2 separate regions of the Homo sapiens genome follow, and region 1 is linked to region 2. A link is an interaction called in ENCODE POLR2A ChIA-PET data of the cell type or tissue named here. Cell type or tissue: MCF 10A. All regions are shown on one strand. Each heading gives the region's core, and the rest is flanking DNA. Links, peaks and the distances in the headings are about the cores only.

The links. ChIA-PET counts read pairs that join two places held together with the same protein. Peaks named below come from ENCODE experiments on the same cell type or tissue, not always from the same donor. Only the 100,000 strongest peaks of a DNase experiment are listed, where the experiment ranks them.
Region 1: POLR2A ChIA-PET joins it to region 2 with 6 read pairs; 21 of 35 experiments call an interaction of 5 or more read pairs at or near these places.

The regions. Positions count from the first base shown.
Region 1 is chr18:12,996,550-13,000,892 of GRCh38, reverse strand. CEP192 (centrosomal protein 192) reads right to left here. Exons shown (of 45, transcript NM_032142.4): 2 at 1,305-1,472. The coding sequence starts at 1,468. Among named protein-coding and RNA genes, the nearest start is that of CEP192, 7.4 kb to the right of the region's middle. RefSeq lists a silencer at 270-349. In MCF 10A, for the core only: no CTCF peak of the experiment used is centred there; no DNase peak of the experiment used is centred there.
Region 2 is chr18:12,888,145-12,892,538 of GRCh38, reverse strand. No RefSeq gene overlaps it. Among named protein-coding and RNA genes, the nearest start is that of PTPN2, 6.1 kb to the right of the region's middle. In MCF 10A, for the core only: no CTCF peak of the experiment used is centred there; a DNase peak (open chromatin) is centred at 2,378.

The DNA of each region.
Region 1 (4,343 bases), core at 1-4,000, 110 kb before region 2:
CAATCTCTGCCTTCCGGGTTCAAGCGATTCTCCTGTCTCAGCCTCCCGAGTAGCTGGGATTAGAGGCGTGCGCCATCACGCCTGGCTAATGTTTGTATTTTTAGTAAACAGGGTTTTGCCATGTTGGCCAGGCTGGTCTCGAACTCCTGAACTCAGGTGATCTGCCCGCCTTGGCCTCCCAAAGTGCTGGGATTACAGGCATGAGCCACCACGCCCAGCCTGGTTGAGTTTCTAAGAAAGAGAAACTTGACTTCAGGAGCTGAAAGTTACTAGAATGACAAGAGCCAAGTTACCTCAGAAACCTAGGACAGATTGAAAGCTGGAAGAGAAAGAGAAAGACAGCCATACAAGTCCAGTAAAGAGTAAACCTGGCTGAAATGAATTAAAAAGTGAGGCTCTGTCATACCTCTAAATAGATCCAATGACCCAAAACTCTAGTCACAGGTGACTGTATTTGGAACAGACACCTAACCTAAGATGGACCAGAAACTCATGAGATATCAAGAGACAGTTCAGTAGTCTCCTTGTGTAGCTAGAAATGTAATTCATAGATGTCTTTTGAGAATCTGTGTTGCCATATTCTGTAAAATGAACAGAAAAGCAAATAAAACCAGTGTATTAAAAAAGAGCAGAGGCCAGGTATGGTAGCTCACACCTGTGTAATACCAACACTTTGGGAAGTTGAGGCAGGAGGATCACTTGAGCCCAAGAGTTCAAGAATAGCCTAGCTAACACAGCAAGACCCTATCTCTATAAAATATTTTTTTAATTAGCAAAAAAAAAAAAAAAAAAAAAAAAAAAGAGAGAAGACAATGAGTTATACAGAGAGAAATAGAGTGGGATGACAAAAACCCAAGTCCTGATGGCTTCCTAAATCTCAATTCCTGTCCCTTCTTGCAGCAAAGCTCTGCACTCCTCCCCTTGATGTCAAGAGGTACTCCTATAACCTTATGATTAATTTGCCTTTGAACTTCGCTAACACAACTTGTTTTACATTACTAGCCATTAGTGTGACTGAACTAATACAAATCCAAAACACTATAGACAAAAAAAAAAAAAAAAAATAGACCGAAATAGGTAACTGGTGCTCAAATCCCAAACCCACCCAAACCTACCCACTGAAAAGGCAAAGCAATGGGGAAAAAGACAGTAAATTCTGTCTTTTCTATATTCATTTCACATATTTGGCCATCCCCCTCATAGATAAAACAAAAAGCTCAAGCTTGACTGAGAAACAGAACATAAATATCAGCATGCTATAGGCTTTATGGACCTGGAAAAAAATCTGCTCAAACAAATCTTACCTGTTATCAGTGCTGGATCTATCCCTAGCAAGTGTAGAAACAGCAACAGGCAAGCCAAGATTTGAAGAAAGAGTGACATTTTCCAAAATCCCACTGTTACCAAATAATGAATTGGTGAGAAAGCTTGGAAATGATTCTTCTGCTATACCTCGAAAATCTTCCATCTCACTGCAATAACAAAAGTATTTCTATAGGTCACATATTACTATAAAATGTTTTTAAATGATTAAAAGCATTGTCTTAGAAAACTAATAAATCTTAGGAAAAAAATCCTTTTTTTAGCATTAGTAAGGGGGAAATAGGCAAATAGTCTGAGGTAAAATAAATCTCAGAATACTTTGCTACTTTATAGATGAGAATAGAAACCTTAAACATTAAACTTACCTTCTTATAATTAACATAATAATGCAATACAACACATTTTAATTTGCCCTTTGCTTGGTGTAGCTAGGAAAATGAATTACTACAAACTTATCTAGTAAAGAAAGCAAAGATGGCATAACACTGATGGTATATACAAATGATTTTAGGACATATTTAAAAGTTTGGTAGTTACATACTCATTCTAATACGGAACAGAAAAAGTACAACCAGCAAAAATCTAGCCCGGATCTCAGTGTTGTTAAGACTGAATTAAAAAGTGAACCCATTCAAAGAACAATTTTCAGTTAAAGTATAGTTGGCACATGGACAAGGTAAAAGTGGTAAAAGGGGTACCCAAATGACTAAATCTGGAAAACACCAGCACAAAACCTATGCTATTACTAGAGAACCTGACCACGGTGCTCTGAAGATGTTAGCTAGTCTCAACAATTTTTCAGAGTACGTATCATATACACACTGCATGGAAATCAGTAAAGGAAATAATGGCAGAAGGATAAAAAGATAAATAATCAGGAAAAGCTAAAAAAAATGAGAGGATATTGGCAATGCGCCTTGAAGACTGAGAAGAACTTTTATAGGCAGAGTATGGGATGAGAGAGTTTATTTAGGATGATAAACATGAGCCAAGAAGGAAAAGAATTAAATTTTATTGCATATCTACTAACTTAGCTCACTGAATCCACAGAAAATCTTACAATGTAGGTATTATCCCATTTTACAGGTGAAGAAACAAACTGAGAGACTAAATTAGCTCAATTTTCCCAAGGTTGCAATTAGTAAGATTCAAACCCAGGTCTGACTCGAAAATCCACTCTAAGTGCTAGGTCTATGCTGGCAGTAGCAAATACTCCAATGCATTTTGGCAGCAGGTGAACAAAATAACACAGTAAACGAAGCTAGAATAACAGAATGGAGCCAGATTCTAAAAGTCTGAAACGGTGTGTTGGAAAGTTTGAACTGTACTCTGCAACCAACAAAGAACTGACACAATCAACCTATTATACAGGAAGGGAGAGGACTTAAAAACCTGGAAGACTATTCAAAGAGCTACTTCAGTAATAAAGGAGTATACTAGGATCAATGACAAATTGGATTAAAGCATAGATTTTAGACAGTATGGACTAATTATAAAATATAAAAAGAAAAAGAAGAAGTTTTATGACCACTAAAGAGATTATGAGGCCAGGTGCGATGGCTCATGTCTGTAATCCCAGCATTTTGGGAGGCTGAGGCAGGCGAATCACTTGAGTTCAGGAGTTCAAGACCAGCCTGGCCAACGTGGTAAAACCTCGTCTCTACTAAAAATACAAAAACTAGCTGGGCGTCATGGCGGGCACCTGTAATCCCAGCTATTTGGGAGGCTAAGGCAGGAGAATCACCTAAATCTGCGAGGTGGAGGTTGCAGTGAGCCGAGATTGCGCCCCTGTACTTCAGCCTGGGTGATGGAGCGAGACTCTATCCCCCCCAAAAATAAGAAGAACTTACTTGTTTTGGAATAGGAGTTAAAAGAAATTAAAGAATGTGTAAGCAGAAACTCAGTTCTATGTAAGAAAACCCAATTCCCCCTGAGAAAGAGAAAGAGCTGGAGCCCTTTAAAAATTATCTGCCTGTTTTTCTGTGGCTAGTAAGCCTTATCTCTCCTCCTTTCCCAGGCATTGTGAAGACCCTGTTTCTCTAGCTGTGCAGCTGCAAGGTCACTAGACAGATAAACTCAAGCCATAAAACACATTTTTTCCTTGGAAAGTAAGAAATGATATAATGCATGTCTCAATTAATTGAATAATTGTCTTTGTTTCTTGCTTCTGTAATATGCTTCCTCCTGCACAGATTCCCCCCTGCCGCCCCACGAAATCCTTAAAAGGTAACTTAACTCTTTGTTCAGGGCTCAGACTTGTTCAGGGCTCAGACTTTTTGGATGTTAATCCGACTGGGCCGGTGCACCTAAATAATATATCCTCCTCAACCCCTCGGTCTGATTCCTAAATTATCCCACAACAGTTTATGAAGTGTCCATGCCCCTGTCTGAAGCCCACCTCTTCACTTTGCACTCGATCCCAACCCCTCACTGCACTGACAACCACTCTACCAATCGGCCCCCTTCCATAACATGATCGAGTCTTCTGTCTGTGCAAGCCCTCCCACGCTGGGCATGCTGTTATTTCTCCCACCTTTTAAAAAAAGCCTTCCTCTACCTCACACCCCCATTATCCCCCTGAACTGCCACCACACCTATCCATGCTCCCTTTATCACAGGCTTCCAGAGGAATCATGACTGGCATCCAGTTCCACTCCCATCCTCTCCTGAACGCACCCCACTCTGGCCTTCATCCCACCACACCACCAAAAAAATGCTTGTCAGCATCAGCCCTGATCTCCCTGTTGCCAAGCCGTAGCATACTATAATCTACCTCCGGTCCTTCTTCTGTAGCCTAACATTCAGGTGATTACTCCTTCCTTGGGGAAATACTTTCTTGGCTTCATTTCTCAGACACAGCTGTCTGGTTCTCCTCCAACTCCACCAAGCTGCTGCTTTCCCTTCTCCTTGGCCAGTTCCTCCTTATCTCCTAGACCTCCACAGAGTGGAAGCCTCCAGGGCTTGATCTTCAACTTCTTCCATCAACTCACCCTCTCTGGGTGATTGCCTTCAATTTCAAA
Region 2 (4,394 bases), core at 76-4,075:
CCTTTATCCATTATTTATTCTTTCTTCCAAGACTAATCAAGGCAAAATTGTGATATTTATCTTAACAACGTGGTAAAGTATATATCTGTCACTCTCTGGTAACTTCTCTTCCAACAGATTTTTATGCCACCCTTTGTCCTCTGGAATGGTTCAATGCAGCTTGATTTGCTAGGACTGTACTTCTATTGTAGAACCCCAAACTCAGACCTGTGTACCCCATGAGCAGCTGGGGCCAAACACTGAGACACTGGTGCTTGGAGATAGAGAAAGGTTTATTCAATTTGACCAAGGCAAGAGGGCAGGAGGGCAAGATCTCTCAAATCTGTCTTAACAAAAAGGTGAAGCAGGGAGTTTTTGTGCAGCTAGACAAAAGGGAGGGGGAGTTTCAGGGAACCGATGGGAAAGTCTGTGTTTCTTCAGTCTCAGATAGTGCCTTGAACAACCAGACTTCTGGGCATCAACAGCCGGTCATGACATCCTTAACAGCATCCATTCCCTCTGCAAAAATGTTTTGTGACCTTGAAGTTATCTTCTCCTCTTGGTGAAGAAACAGCACATCAGCAGTTTATCATTATATTGAGGGAGCAAGGGATATTGGCAGAAAGCGGGCAGTTAACATGTGCAAGCAGGCAAGGGCCTGATCAGAATGTTCATGGTTTCAGCCACTAAAAATGCGGGGTGCTGAAATCTCAAAGGGCCCGGTTACACTCCTCACTCCCCCAGTCAACATTCATTCACCCCGCAGGTGTAAGACCTATAGCTGCTTCCAGTTCCTGCCACTCTGGTGGGGTGAGGTATTATCTCATTATAGGAGTAACTGGCATTCTCTAGTGACTAATGAGGGTAAGGTTCATATGCTTACTGGCCATTTGGATATCCTCTTCACAAAATGCCTACTCAAAAATCTCTTGCCCGTTTTCCTATTAAGCTATCTTTCTCATACTGACTTGTAGGCGTTCTTTATTTTGGGCCTGAGTCTTTTGGGGAAGTATTCACTGCAAAACGTCTACTCTGCAGTTCACCCTTTTCCTTAATGCTGTCATTTGATGAACAGAAATCCTTAATTTTAAGGTACTTCCATTCAAAAGTTTTTTCATTGAGAAGCTTAAGGATTTTTTTTCATTGAGAAGCTGAGGGATGAAACTCTAAGGAGTCCCAGATCTTCTTAGAGAAGGCGTGCCTCTAGCCCGCTGCATGGAGAGCCCTCCCTGTGGGGGTGCATTTGTGGAACTAGCTGGAAACCTTGTACAGCTGGCTGCCATATCAAATGACCATGGACTTGGTGGCTTAAGACAACACCATTTATCCTCACTTAGTTCTAGAGGCCAGAAGTCCAAAACCAAGGTGTCTGCAGGGCTCTGCTCCCTTGGAAGGGTTCAGGGAGGAGCCTTCATTGCCTCTTCCAGCTTCTGGGTGCTCCAGGTGTTCCCCGTAGCTGAGTGACTAACCTCTGCCTCCATCTTCATATGGCCCTTTCCTGTCTCAAATCTCTCCCTGCCCTTCTCCTAGAAGGACAGTTGTCATTGGATTTAGGGCTCACCCTGATAATCCAAGATGATCTGATCTTAGGATTTGTAGCTCAATCTGCAAATACCCTTTTTTCATAGAAGGTCACATTCACAGGTTCCAGGCAGACACATTTTTGAGAGGCCCCCATTCAATCTACTCTATTGCCCTCTGGGTGTATGGGAAAGTTGCTCACGGGGAGATGTCTCACGGGAGGTACTCTGCTACAGACGCACCCCCAGGAGCAAGGTGCTGGGGGAGGCTGCTGGTCACTGGAGTCAGCCCAGCAAGCACAGTTCCCCTGTGCGGTTCCCAGCAAGCCCTTTCTCCTTAAGTGTCTCTCCACTCCCCCTACTGACAAAGCTTAACACTGTGTCAGCTGGCAAAGGAAAAATATTTAAAGGGCCCAGATCCATTCTCATAGAGAAGGTGAAAAAGGAAGCCTTGAGCTTAATGTCAATAAATTGATAACTGACATATTTAGGGACTATGATAGTTCATTGGAAGGCCTACCACATATTCTGTGTAGTTGGGTTAGGTAGTTATTTTTGGAAGTTTTTTTTTTTTTTGAGACAGAGTCTCACTCTGTCACCCAGGGTGGAGTGCAACAGGCGCCGTCTTGGTTCACTGCAACCTCTGCCTCCCAGGCTCAAGCAATTGTCTTGCCTAGCCTCCTGAGTAGCTGAGATTACAGGCATGTGCCACCACACCCAGCTTTTTTTTTGAGACGGAATCTTACTGTGTTGCCCAGGCTGGAGTGCAGTGGCGCAATCTTGGCTCACGGCAACCTCTGCCTCTCAGGTTTGAGCGATTCTCCTGCCTCAGTCTCCTGAGTCACTGGGATTATAGGCACGCGTGACTACGCCCAGCTTATTTTTATATTTTTAGTAGAGACTAGGTTTCATCATGTCGGCCAGGCTGACTCACTCACCTTGGTCCCACAGAGTGCTGCAATTATAGGTGTGAGCCACCACACAGAGCCTGAAATTTTTTTTTTTTTTTTTTTTTTTGAGACGGAGTCTCGCTCTTTCGCCCAGGCTGGAGTGCAGTGGCGCCATCTCGGCTCACTGCGAGCTCCGCCTCCTGGGTTCACGCCATTCTCCTGCCTCAGCCTCCCCAGTAGCTGGGACTACAGGCGCCCACCACCACGCCCGGCTAATTTTTTGTATTTTTAGTAGAGACGGGGTTTCACCGTGTTAGCCAGGATGGTCTCGATCTCCTGACCTCGTGATCCGCCCGTCTCGGCCTCCCAAAGTGCTGGGATTACAGGCGTGAGCCACCGCGCCCAGCCCCGAAAGTTTTTTTAAAAACCGTAATTTATTTGGTCTTTTACTAAAACCATTTTTGGAGGCTGTGGATGAAGCTGAATAAATATTAGGATTTTTTGTTTGATACATTAATTGCATTTGGTCCAAACCTAGGCAGCAGATATACTTTGTGGCTCCAAAATATGGAATGAGTGAATCCCCATCTTGATCCTATGTGGCTCATATCTATCACTTTGTAATTGCTGGCAATTTTAGAGAATTTAGGTGCATTATGTGGCTTTGAAGCCATATACAGTCTTTTGCTATATTCACTAGGTGATGGTAGTTTATGAAATACTGTGTAAGATAATGTGCCTGGTTTCCATTTCTAAATGAAATACCGTTTATTTTTATTTAAATTAAAAAAGTTTTCACTCGAGTGAGGAATTTTTTAGTTTTATTGAGGTTAGCATACATATAATAAAGTCCAAAAAATCTTAAATGTGGAGCTCAATGACATTTTATACACACATGTACAAATACGTGTATATTATACACAACAGTGTACCACCAACCAAATCAAGATATGGAATATTTCCAGGACCCCTGAAGATTCTCTCATGCTTCTTCCCAGGCAACACCCCCACCCTACCAGAGGCAGCCCCCAGCTGCCTCCAGAGGTAATCACTATTCTGTTGTCTATTTTTGAACTTCATATAAAATGGAAACATATAGTTATGCTCTTTTGGATGTAGCACCATTTATTGAAGACACATTACTTTAAGCCTTTGTGAAATACACACACACAAAGATACACACCGGATGACTATATGTGTGAACCTGTTTCTGGACTTTGTTTAGTTCCACTGGTCAGCTTGCCTTGGTCAGCTTGCCTTTCCTTGCGTCGATACCACATATCTTTATAAGAGATCTTGATATCTGGAGGGATAATGTCTTCCAGATCTGTTCTTCTTGGCTACTTTTGGCCCTTGAGTTCTTCTTTAGACTCTATTCTGTTCCATTCTTCTATTTGTCTATCTTCACACTAAGAACACGCTGTTTTAATTATCGTAGCTTTAGAGTAAATCTTATTATCTGGTGAGGTAAAACTTCCATTTTCTTCTTCCTTAAGATTATTTTGGCTATTCTTGGCCCCTTGCATTTTTATTTGTAAATGGTAGCATCAGCTTGTCAATTTCCACTACAAAAATATGGTGAGATTTTGATTGAGATTGCACTGAATTCATACATGACTTTGAGAAGCACTGGCAACTTTACAATACTAAAGTTTCCAAGACATTACATCGTATATCCTTCCATTTATTTAGCTCTTCTTTCATTCCTCTGAGTGATATGTTGTGGTTTTCAGACTAGAGGTTTTGCTAATCTTTTGTTAAGAATTTTTCGGAATAGTTTATATTCCAATGTTTAAAAATTTTCTAGTTGCTGTTGCTATGTAGAAATACAACTGCTTTTTCTGCCGGGCGCAGTGGCTCACACCTGTAATCCCAGCACTTTGGGAGGCCAAGGTGGGCGGATCACGAGGTCAGGAGATCAAGACTATACTGGCTAACACGGTGAAACCCCATCTCTACTAAAAAATTAGCCAGGCGTGGTGGCGGGCACCTGTATTCCCAACTA